Linked DNA regions of Homo sapiens: region 2 is linked to region 1. The links are chromatin loops, found by intact Hi-C in ENCODE. Cell type or tissue: Caco-2. All regions are shown on one strand. Links, peaks and the distances in the headings refer to the core of each region. The heading gives the core; the rest is flanking DNA.

What was found. Hi-C counts contacts between places; a loop is a spot of excess contacts. Peaks named below come from ENCODE experiments on the same cell type or tissue, not always from the same donor. Only the 100,000 strongest peaks of a DNase experiment are listed, where the experiment ranks them.
Region 2: it touches region 1 in a loop (4-fold over the local background); 6 of 110 quality-filtered maps call a loop at or near these places.

What each region holds. Positions count from the first base shown.
Region 1 is chr17:28,006,364-28,011,743 of GRCh38, forward strand. No RefSeq gene overlaps it. Among named protein-coding and RNA genes, the nearest start is that of LINC01992, 17 kb to the left of the region's middle. In Caco-2, for the core only: no CTCF peak of the experiment used is centred there; a DNase peak (open chromatin) is centred at 2,358.
Region 2 is chr17:27,944,696-27,950,075 of GRCh38, forward strand. The region is part of intron 2 of LINC01992 (long intergenic non-protein coding RNA 1992); the gene reads right to left. Among named protein-coding and RNA genes, the nearest start is that of LINC01992, 44 kb to the right of the region's middle. RefSeq lists enhancers at 522-581, 632-691. In Caco-2, for the core only: no CTCF peak of the experiment used is centred there; no DNase peak of the experiment used is centred there.

The sequences.
Region 1 (5,380 bases), core at 267-5,266:
GTGCTGGGATTATAGGCATAAGCCACTGCGCCTGGCCTTCATGTATGTTTGAATCTTTCTATAATAAAAAGTTTTAAAAATCCTTTCAAAGAGTTTTGCTGTAAAGGAGATAAAAGAAATGAGGCAGTAGCTGGTACTATGTAATCCTCAAGAACAACTCTTTGAAGAAGGTATCATTACTATCATTCCCATTCTACAGTTATGAAGTCTAAGTTAAGTGACTTGTGCAGGGATGCACAGTAATGACAGAGCTGGGATAAAAAACCAGGTAGTTTGTCTTTGGAGCTCTCGCTCTTAACCACTGTACTATGCTCAGTACGTTAAATGTGGGGAAATAACATGGTCAGCTTTGCATTTGGGATCACTTTGAAAGACTTGCAGACGACAAAATTGGAGGCAAGGGGACCAGCGAGGAGTCTACTGCAATAGTCTAGGCAGGAGATGATGGTCACCTCCACCAGGGAAGTGGCAGTAGAAATGAGAAAAGTGGAAGAATTGCAAAGATATATGGAGGTAACACCGACGAGGAGAGCTTGGCAAGGCTAGAAGAACAAGAATGCGGAAAGGGTCAGTTATGGATGTCTGATTTACAGCTTGGGTCAGTGAAATAGCTGAGACAGATAGGACAAAAGGAAAACTAGAGTGAGGTAAGAAATGAGTTCATTTGGGACATATTCAGTGCTGCCTGTGCTCCCTATTGGGGAAAATATCAGAATTGAAGTCACCTCCATTTATTGGCAGAGTTAGCTTCACCTTGTTAGTAACTACAAATGATGGGTTCCTGGTTGAGGAAGAAGGTAAGCATGATTTTCACTGATGCCCCTCTCAGGCAGAGCAAAGGCCATGAAGTTAATGTTGTGCCTCCAGATTCTGGCCTAAATACCTCCTTCCTGAGTCGATTTCCTAGGGCCACCCTCCTTTCCAACAAATAGACATGGTTCTACCAAGGTCTTGGCTTCAGCCCTAGGAAAATTGCACATGGTAAAAGGAAAAAGCTTGTAAGTTAGACATATTTCATATACAGAGGTTGCAGTTTAAGGAGGATGATGACCACTTACTAGTTGTGGAACACTGGATAAATTTGCTTAACTTTTCTGAGTTTTGTTTCCCCTAATTATTTATTTATTTATTTATTTATTTGAGATAAGGTCTTGCTCTGTCACCCAGGCTGGAGTGCAGTGGTGCAAACATGGCTCACTGCAGCCTCAACCTCCTGGGCTCAAGTGATCATCCTGCCTCAGCCTCCTGAGTAGCTGGGACTACAGGTGCACACCACCATACCTGGCTAATTTTTAAAAATTTTGTAGAGATGGGAGTCTCACCATGTTGTTTGGCTGATCTCAAACTCCTGGATTCAAGCAGTTCTCCCGCTTCAGCTGCCTAAAGTGCTGGGATTACAGGTGTGAGCCACTGCACCTGGCCAGTTTCCCAGTTTAAGATGAGAATAGTGGCTGGGCACAGTGGCTCATTCCTGTAATTCCAGCACTTTGGGAGGCTGAGGCAGGCAGATCACTTGAGATCAGGAGTTCCAGACCAACCCGGCCAACATGGTGAAACCAAGTCTCTACTAAAAATACAAAAATTAGTTGGGCATGGTGACGGGTGGCTGTAATCCCAGCTGCTCAGTAGGCTAAGGCAGGAGAATCACTTGAACCCAGGAGGTGGAGGTTTCAGTGAGCCGGGATTGCACCACTGCACTCCAGCCTGGGTGACAAAGCAAGACTCATCTCAAAATAAATAAATAAATAAATAAATAAATAAATAAATAAATAAATAAATAAAATTGAGGATAGTGGACTGGGTTTGGTGGCTCATGCCTGTAATCTCAGCACTTTGAGAGGCTGAGGTGGGAGGATCGCTTGAGACCAGAAGTTCAAGGCCACAGTGAGCTATGCGCTCCAGCCTGAGTGGCAGAGTGAGAACCTGTCAAAAAAAAAAAAAGAAGAAGAAAAAGAAGAAGAAGAACCTGTATCTTAAAATTAAAATGAATTATTGGAAGTAAAGAGTCTAACACAGGCAGCTGGGTGCTCAGAAAATGCCAATTTTATACCTCATTCCCTCTGTGAGATTCTTGGGATGTGATATCTGCAATTCCTTGTGGTGTTTGTGAGTCATATTCTACGTCTGGGCAGAGCAAGGACAGCAGGCTTTGATGGCCTTACCTGATTCGAGTGCATTCCATCCTGATCTATGAATACCCTAAACCCCATTTGAAGTACATAAATTCACAAGGTAAGACTCTCCCAGGACTCCAAGATTGCTTGATGCACTGTTGCTCCCTGTAGCCTCACAGTGGCAACCTGCTGGGGTCATCAGCACCACGTGTATGGACAGCTCCTCCTCCAGGACTTCCTTAACTCTTAATTCCAGAACCTGGCCTCTGCCCATGGTTCTGATCAAGATTTCCCTTCCTTTCTTGCCCTTCTTGCCATAGCTTCAAGTACTCAGGCCAGAGTCCATAGGCTTGGCATACCAGAAGGTACCTGAAGGCATCTGATTCCAAAACAAATCAGGTTAGACAAGCCTGCTCAGGTAAATACATTTTCTAAACCTGTATCACCACTTTTTGGGAAAGGCTTCATTGTTATCTATTGAGGCTGGTTCTGACATAAAGCTTATGTTTTGAAAACAGTATAACTTTTTAAAGTTTTTTAATGAGCCCCTTCTGGGTTGAAATTAATGTCTTTTATAGTTGCATTCTCCCTGGCTTTATTTTCCATGTCTTAGGAAAATGCTTATGTAGCTGCCTCAGCTTTTCACAAATTATCAAGGGAATTAGGGCACATTTTGGGGAGCTTGTTCTTTGGCCTTATTTTGAGAACATGTCACTTAAATAATTCTCTCTCTTCTCCCCAAGACAGGCGTGGACTATGGGAGGAGTCCCATAACTGTTGCCATGGGGAGTAGCTTTTGCTTTATTTAAGAGAACTAAACTGAAGCATACTTACATTAGCAAATGGAGCAGATTCTCAAATTTTAACATAAAGCCAAAGTGTGTGTGTGTGTCTGTGTGTGTGTGTGTGTGTGTGTATGTATATACATATATATACATATATATAGAAAGAGAGAGAGAGAATGAGAGAGAGAGTGAGAGAGAGAGAGAGAGAGAGGATCTCACTCTGTCACCCAGGCTGGAGTGTAGTGATGCCATCTTGGCTCACTACAATCTCTGCTTCCCAGGTTCAAGTGATTCTCCTGCCTCAGCCTCCTGAGTAGCTGGGATTACAGGTGTGCACCACCATGCCCGGCTAATTTTTGTATTTTTTTTTTTTTTTTGGTAGAGACGTGGTTTCACCATGTTGGCCAGGCTGGTCTCAAACTCCTGACCTCAAGTGATCTGCCTGCCTCAGTCCCCCAAACTGCTGGCGTTACAGGCATGAGCCATGGTGCCGGGCCATACATTCTTAAATTGGGGTCTTTCTTCTCTAAATTGGGTTGTGGGCTGACATAGGTACTCTGGTATTAGGACACCTGGAGGAAAAGTCCCAATTAAGAGTTCCTGGCTGGGTGCTGTGGCTCACACCAGTAATCCCAGCACTTTGGGAGGCCAAGGCGGGTGGATCATGAGGTCAGGAGATCAAGACCATCCTGGCTAACACGGTGAAACCCCGTCTCTACTAAAAAAAATACAAAAAAATTAGCTGGGTGTGGTGGCGGGCACCTGTAGTCCCAGCTACTTGGGAGGCTGAGGCAGGAGAATGATGTGAACCTGGGAGGTAGAGCTTGCAGTGAGCCGAGATCGCGCCACTGCACTCCAGCCTGGGCAACAGAGTAAGACTCCGTCTCAAAAAAAAAAAAAAAAAAAAGAGTTCCTACGAGTACTGAACTGACCCTACTTCTGGAAGGCAAGAAAATGAGCCAGGATTTACCATATAACAATCATGTACACAAATCTCGAGTTGCAAATCTTTACACATGCTATCTCAAGGAGTTGTCACAGCAACTCTGGGAGGTAGGTGTTACTATCACTGTTTCACAGATGAGAAGCTGAAGTTTGAGGAGGGGTCACAACTTACTTAAGACCACTCAGTTTGCAAGTGGCAGAGGAAAGATTTATGCTCAGGTCAGTTTTGACACCAGACTATAGTGTTAAGCCACTGTCTGTGACATCAGAAACTCCAGTAGGACAAAAGGCTCTGATGGCATGATAGGGATTGAGTGTGGGGCATGAAGTTGCTGATTCCAGAATGAATGTGGGAGGTTCCAGAGAATCCTCCACATCTGTGAACCAATGCCTCTCTAAAGTTGTCTTAGAGGCACAGGCTGGTGCTAGGACAGCTGCATTAGAATCATCTGGTGGGCATGTGAAGAACGCAAAGAGCTGGATTCCATTCCCAAAGAGTATAATCCAGTAGCTGATATGTTTTGGATGTTTGTCCCCTCCTAGTCTCATGTTGAAACGTGATTCCCAATGTTCACAGGGCCTAGTGGGAGGTGATTGGATCATGGAGGCAGATCCCTCATAAATGAAGTATCATCCCCTTGGTGATAAGTGAGTTCTCGCTGAGTTCATGTGAGAGCTGGTTGTTTAAAAGAGTGTGACACCTCTTCCCTCTCTCTTTCTTGCTCCTGCTTTCGCCATGCGATGCACCTGCTTCCCCTTTTTCTTCCATCATAATTGGAAGTTTCCTGAGGCCCTCACCAGAAGCAGATTCTGGCAGTGTGCTTCCTGTAAAGCCTGCAGAACCATGAATCAATGAAACCTCTTTTCTTTATAAATTATCCAGCCTCAGATACTCCTTTATAGCTATACAAATGGACTAACACAGCAGGAGTGTAATCAAGCCCAGGAACATGAACATTAAAAAATGTCTAAGTGATTCTGATGCATAGATAGATTTAGGAACCACCACTGCCCTTGGCAACATTTATAATCCTCAGGGTTCCTCCTTCTCCCTTTAGTTGTAACATAATCCCCAGGGATTCAGAGCCAAGACATAGTTCTGAAGGAGGAGCTATAGTTACCATAGAAGTGATCACACATGCGCCATTGCACTCCAGCCTGGGCAACAAGAGTGAAACTCTGTCTCAAAGCAAAAAAAAAAAGTGATCACACAGACTCAGACTGGTTAGAACAGAGTGATTGTCAATCAGAAGCAGTGGTGGCATGTGTCAGTACCAAGGACACTTTCTCAACCTCAGTGCACTCACCTCAGTGGAGAACAACTGCATTAGGAGTGTTTGGTTATCCTAGAAATGAGCTTATTGGGGCATAAGAGATAACTGTTTGCTCAGGGATCAATGTTAATCACTTCTGCATTATTACAGAGAAGCCACTGCTTTCTTCATCATATGGCACATCTTCCAGGAGGACTATCTACAGGAATGTCTCATGTGTTTTGCCCATTACAACTAAAGGGAGTTTGCACTTGGGGGTTCT
Region 2 (5,380 bases), core at 239-5,238, 62 kb before region 1:
CAGAGGGATACATCTGCAAGCCACAGCATGCCAGGATTGGATTGCAGAGCCACAGAAGCGAGGAGATACACAGGGAACAGATTCTCCCTCGGAGCCTCCAGAAAGAACCAGCCCTGCTGACACCTTGATTCCAAACTTCTGGCCTTCAGAGCTATGAGACAACACGTTTCCATTATGTCAAGCCTTCCAGTATGTGGTCATTTGTTATGGCGGCCACAGGAAACAAATACACTTCCCTTCAGAGGCCCCTGTTCATCTCAGCCCTAAACCCAGCAGCAGTCTCTGGAGTGAGGTTGGGGAATTACAAAAGCCGTAACAGGCATGCATCACCACACCTGGCTAATTGTTAATTTTGTGTGTGTGGAGATGGGGTCTTGTTACATTGTTTACAAAGCCACAGCCTTGTGGTTGTTATAGTTCCCATTTTGCTTTGTTTTGTTTTGTTTTGTTTCATTTTGTTTTTTACAATCGAGGAAATGGGCCCAGGAAGTTCAAGTGATTTTTTCCAAAGTCCCTTACACCAGCAGTCCCCAACCTGTTTGACACCAGGGACCAGTTTTGTGGAAGACAATTTTTTCATGGACAAGGGGCAGGGGGGAAATGGTTTTGGGCTGAAACTGTTCCACTTCAGATCATCAGACATTAGTTAGATTCTCATAAGGAGCACGCAAACTAGATCCCTCCCATGTGCAGTTCACAGTAGGGTTTCCGCTCCTACGAGACTCTAATGACGCCGCTGCTCTGACAGGAGGCAGAGCTCAGGTGGTCATGCTCGCCTGCCCTCCACTCAGCTCCTGCTCTGCAGCCTGGTTCCTAACAAGCCATGGACTGGTACTGGTCCCTCAGGGGTTGGGGACCCCTGCCCTATATAGATGGTGTATAAAGCCCAGATTGTGGGTCTCTAGACTCCAAATCCTGAAGTTTTTAGTCCTCAAGAGGAGACTGGCAATGATACAAGGACACTACTAAAGTCTTTCTGTTCACTGTCTATAACTCTTCATTTTAAAATCTAGGTATTTGGGGATATGGAGTGTAGGGGGAACAGGAAGGTGGGACCTAGCTTCTTATCCTTCTGCCTTTGACAGCATATAATGTCTCCCATAAAGTGCAGCAGCAAAGTCTAACTTAAGCATTTAAGTGACCCCTTCAGTTCCTTAATGATGCTATAAATGCAATCCTGGTGTGATTTATAAAGCTATTAAAATAAATGCTTCCACTGAAATAAACATTGCTACCTCTCAGCATATGTTTACTTGCATAACCTAAGCACAAACTTACCCGAATATGCAAAACCTGAACCAAAGATGATAAACGGAGGGCCTGGGTGCCGTACACAAATGAACTGGATGTGTGTGGGTCTTGACAGCATCTTCTAGGGACAGCTGGTCTTTCAGACTTTTTTTTTCTTAGTCATGGTCTTTCAGTCTTGAAGCCTTGCCTTGTTTCTCAGTTTGGAGAAATGCCTCCCTCCATGGTCTGACGCCTAGCTGATGCCTCTCTATCCATGAATTTCGCATTATGCACAGAAAAGCACTTTTTAAAATGCTCTCCTCAACCTTTGTGCATGGTTCAGCTCCCATGGAGAGCCCCACTTGAGTCTTTACCATTTTTCATGTCACAGAAATGTTTGTAGGCCCTGGGCCATGGGAGGTTTTGGAGCAAGAGGGGCATGATGAAATTTGCTAATCACATCTTGGAACCATGAGATTTTAGGTCTATATTCAAAGAGGCATGAACCCAGGGCCTGAATTTAATTCATCTTCAACCTCACAGCTCTTTGGACTGTGCTGCATTGGTCATTATGTAAGAAGGAACATTTGAGAAGAAATCGAGTAGGTTTGAGATGATGCCCAGGAGTCATAGGACACAATGGAAAAGCAACAGGGAACAGTTTACACCAGTCTGTCTGGTTCACTATGATATCCTCAGTGCCTACCATGGGTGCCTGGCACATACAGCTTGCTGTAAATAAGTGTAGAAGGAAGTGAGACAGAGAGGGAGGCCCTAGGGAATTCAGTCCAAGTCCTGGTTCCACTACATACTAGCTGTGTGATGATGGGAAAATTTATTAATTTCTCTGAATCTCCACTTCCTCATTTTGAACTGAGGACAATAATATCTTTCTATTGTAAGTCTTACACAATACAACTCATAAAAATGTCTAGAACGGTGCTGCACAGAATAGGTGCTCTATTCCATAAATGTTCATTGAATGAATGAATGAAAGTCTGGCTGTTTCCCTGCGGATGAATGGCCCTTGAGCTTGGAGACATTGAGTATGGTGCACAGGGACAAGCTGATCACTTCCCAAGGCATGTCAGTGGAGCGCTGCCTGTCTCCTTATTTATGTGCCAGGTTTTCATCATTTGCCATCCACACTTAGGGGATTAATTCCCTGGCAAGTGCAGCCAGTAATACACAGCCAGCCATACGACACAGATAACAGCAGCTACGGTTGTAATTCCCATCCCATTGACAGCCCTTCAACCAACAGAGGAAGGATGGAGCAGCTGAAAGCTTCCATTCAAAGTCAGTAACAATAAGTTACAAGTGACTACGTATGTGGAGGGCAAGTGAGAGGGGGCAGGAGGAGGGTGAGCAGCCAGCCCCTTCTCTTTGTGCTAGTGTAGCAAGCAGGATCCAGCCAGGAAGTGTGCCCAAGTGCCTGCTTAGATGTTAGGGAAATGATTAAAGTTTTCCAATTTTGGAAACAGAAGTTTAATAGTTTATTTTTTTCCTCTTTTTACCCAACACCTTTGGAACCTTTAAGATTGTATTAATTGGAATATAAAATGTTTCAGGTGCAGTGGAAAACAGCATGGTGATTCCTCAGAAATTAAACATAGAATTACTATATGATCCAGCAATTACACTGCTAGGTATACACTCAAAAGAACTGAAAACTAATACCCAACCCAGTACCTCTCCAGGAATGTTTATTACAGCAGCATCCACAATAGCCAAAAGGTGGAAACAGTCCAAATGTCCATCAACAGACGAGTGGCTTAACAAATTGTGGCATATATAGCAGAATATTATTCAGCCATAAAAAGGAATGAAGTACTGATACATGCTAGATCGTGGATAAACCTCAAAAACTTTATGCTAAGTGAAAGCAGCCAGACACAAAAGATTATGTACTATATGATTTCATTTATATGAAATATCCAGAATAGACAAATTCACAGAAATAGAATGGAGATTGGTTGTTTGCTGGAGCTGGGGAGAGAGAGTAATGGGGAGAAACTGCTTGATAAGGGGTTTGCATTGGAATCATGGAAATGCTTTAGAATTGGATAGAGGTTGCACGATACTGTGAAGGTACTAAATGTCATTAAATTAATTAAATTGTTCACTTTAAAATGGTTAATTTTATGTTATGTGAATTCCACCTTAATTTTAAAAATTGTATGAATGTAATTATGTGAATAAACACACATAATAAAGAAAATTACAACCCCACATATGAGTATAAATGAAAACTAGAGGCTGGGCGCGGTGGGCTTGTAATCCCAGTACTTTGGGATGCCGAGGCGGGTGGATCACAAGGTCAGGAGATCGAGACCATCCTAACACGGTGAAACCCCGTCTCTACTAAAAATACAAAAAATTAGCCGGGAGTCGTGGCGGGCGCCTGTAGTCCCAGCTACTCAGGAGGCTGAGGCAGGAGAATGGGAGAATGGCGTGAACCCGGGAGGCGGAGCTTGCAGTGAGCTGAGATCGCGCCACTGCACTCCAGCCTGGGCAACAGAGTGAGACTCCGTCTCAAAAAAAAAAAAAAAGAAAACTAGGTTTCCTTTCCTACCTGACCCTCCATTCTCCTCATAGACAATTACTAGAGTTTTTTGTGTACCCTTTTAGAGGTATTTTTAAGTCTATATATATACATACATATATAGAGATATGTAAAATCATGGCATGCTGTACACACTATTCTGCTGTGGAGAATGCTTTGCTTTTGTTTTTGAGACAGGGTCTTGCTCTGTCACCCAGGCTGGAGTGCAGTGGGGTGATCATTGGCTCACTACAGCCTTGACCTCCTGAGCTCAAGCAGTCCTTCCACTTTGGCCTCCTAAAGTGCTGGGATTACAGGCATGAGACACCACACCCAGCTAATAATGTTTTTGTTTTTGTTTTTTGAGATAGAGTCTCACTCGTCTCCCAGGCTGGAGTGCAGTGGTGCAATCTAGGCCCACTGCAACCTCCACCTCCTGGGTTCAACCGATTCTCCTGCCTCAGTCTCCCATGTAGCTGAGATTACAGGTGTACACCACCACGCTCAGCTAATTTTTGTATTTTTAGTAGAGATGAGGTTTCACCATGTTGGCCAGACTGGTCTCGAATTCCTGACCTCAAGTGATCCACCCACCTTGGCCTCCCAAAGTGCTGGAATTACAGGCGTGAGCCACCATGCCCGGACAAGAATGTTTTAAAAATACCATTTAATGGGTCTCAACTCAGATCTACTCAATCCGAATTTTCAAGGTTGGGCCCAGGGATCTGTTTTTACAAAGCAGGTGGTTGGTGGGGAGGGAGCTAGTCTAGTCCAGCCTGTGGCTTTCCTGCCGTTCCTGAGTACCAGGCATCCTGCCTTCAGCTTGGTTGGCTTCCTGGGGTCTTCTCAGAACTGGGGACTCATAGGCTGTCTGGCCCTCAGTTACCCTTCTCCAATACTCTTCTGCCTTCACCACCCACCTCAGACCACCTCCTCCCCCTCCAGATAACCATGCCAGCCCCAGGGACCCTCACCACCACGACCTGCCAGGCCTGCACTTCTGCAAAGCCAAGGCTAGCCCCACCTGCTGGCTTCTCTGAGGGCACTCCCAAGGGTCAGCATCTTGAGCCTAGCTCTCTGGAGCCTGATGAAATTCTCATCTTCTCTCCGTTGCTACTCAATAGCTGAGAGACCAACTCAGAAAAGAATGATTGCCAGATTAGAATGTCAATGCGTTTTAAAATATCTAACCAGTTGTTGAGCCCCTACTGTATACCAGGTACTGGAATAGGCCTTTCTTTTGGGGGTTGTTTTGGTTTTTTTGTTTTTTTTTTTTTTTTTGAGACATAGTCTCGCTCTGTCACGAGGCTGGAGTGCAGTGGCACAATCTCGGCTCACTGCAACCTCCGCCTCCCAGGTTCAACTGATTCTCCTGTCTCAGCCTCCCAAGTAGCTGGGACTACAGGCACCTGCCACCACTTGCATTAGCTCCCTCAGGTCAGTCTTTTTAAACCCCATCTTACCAGTGAGGAAGGAAATGGAAGCTTAGAGAGGTTGAGGAACTTGCGGGCTAATGCATGGAAAAGCCAATCTGACTCTAAAATCCAACTCTTTCCTCTACCCCACATTGTCACACAGTCCAAGCCTCATCACTCGTGAAGGGAA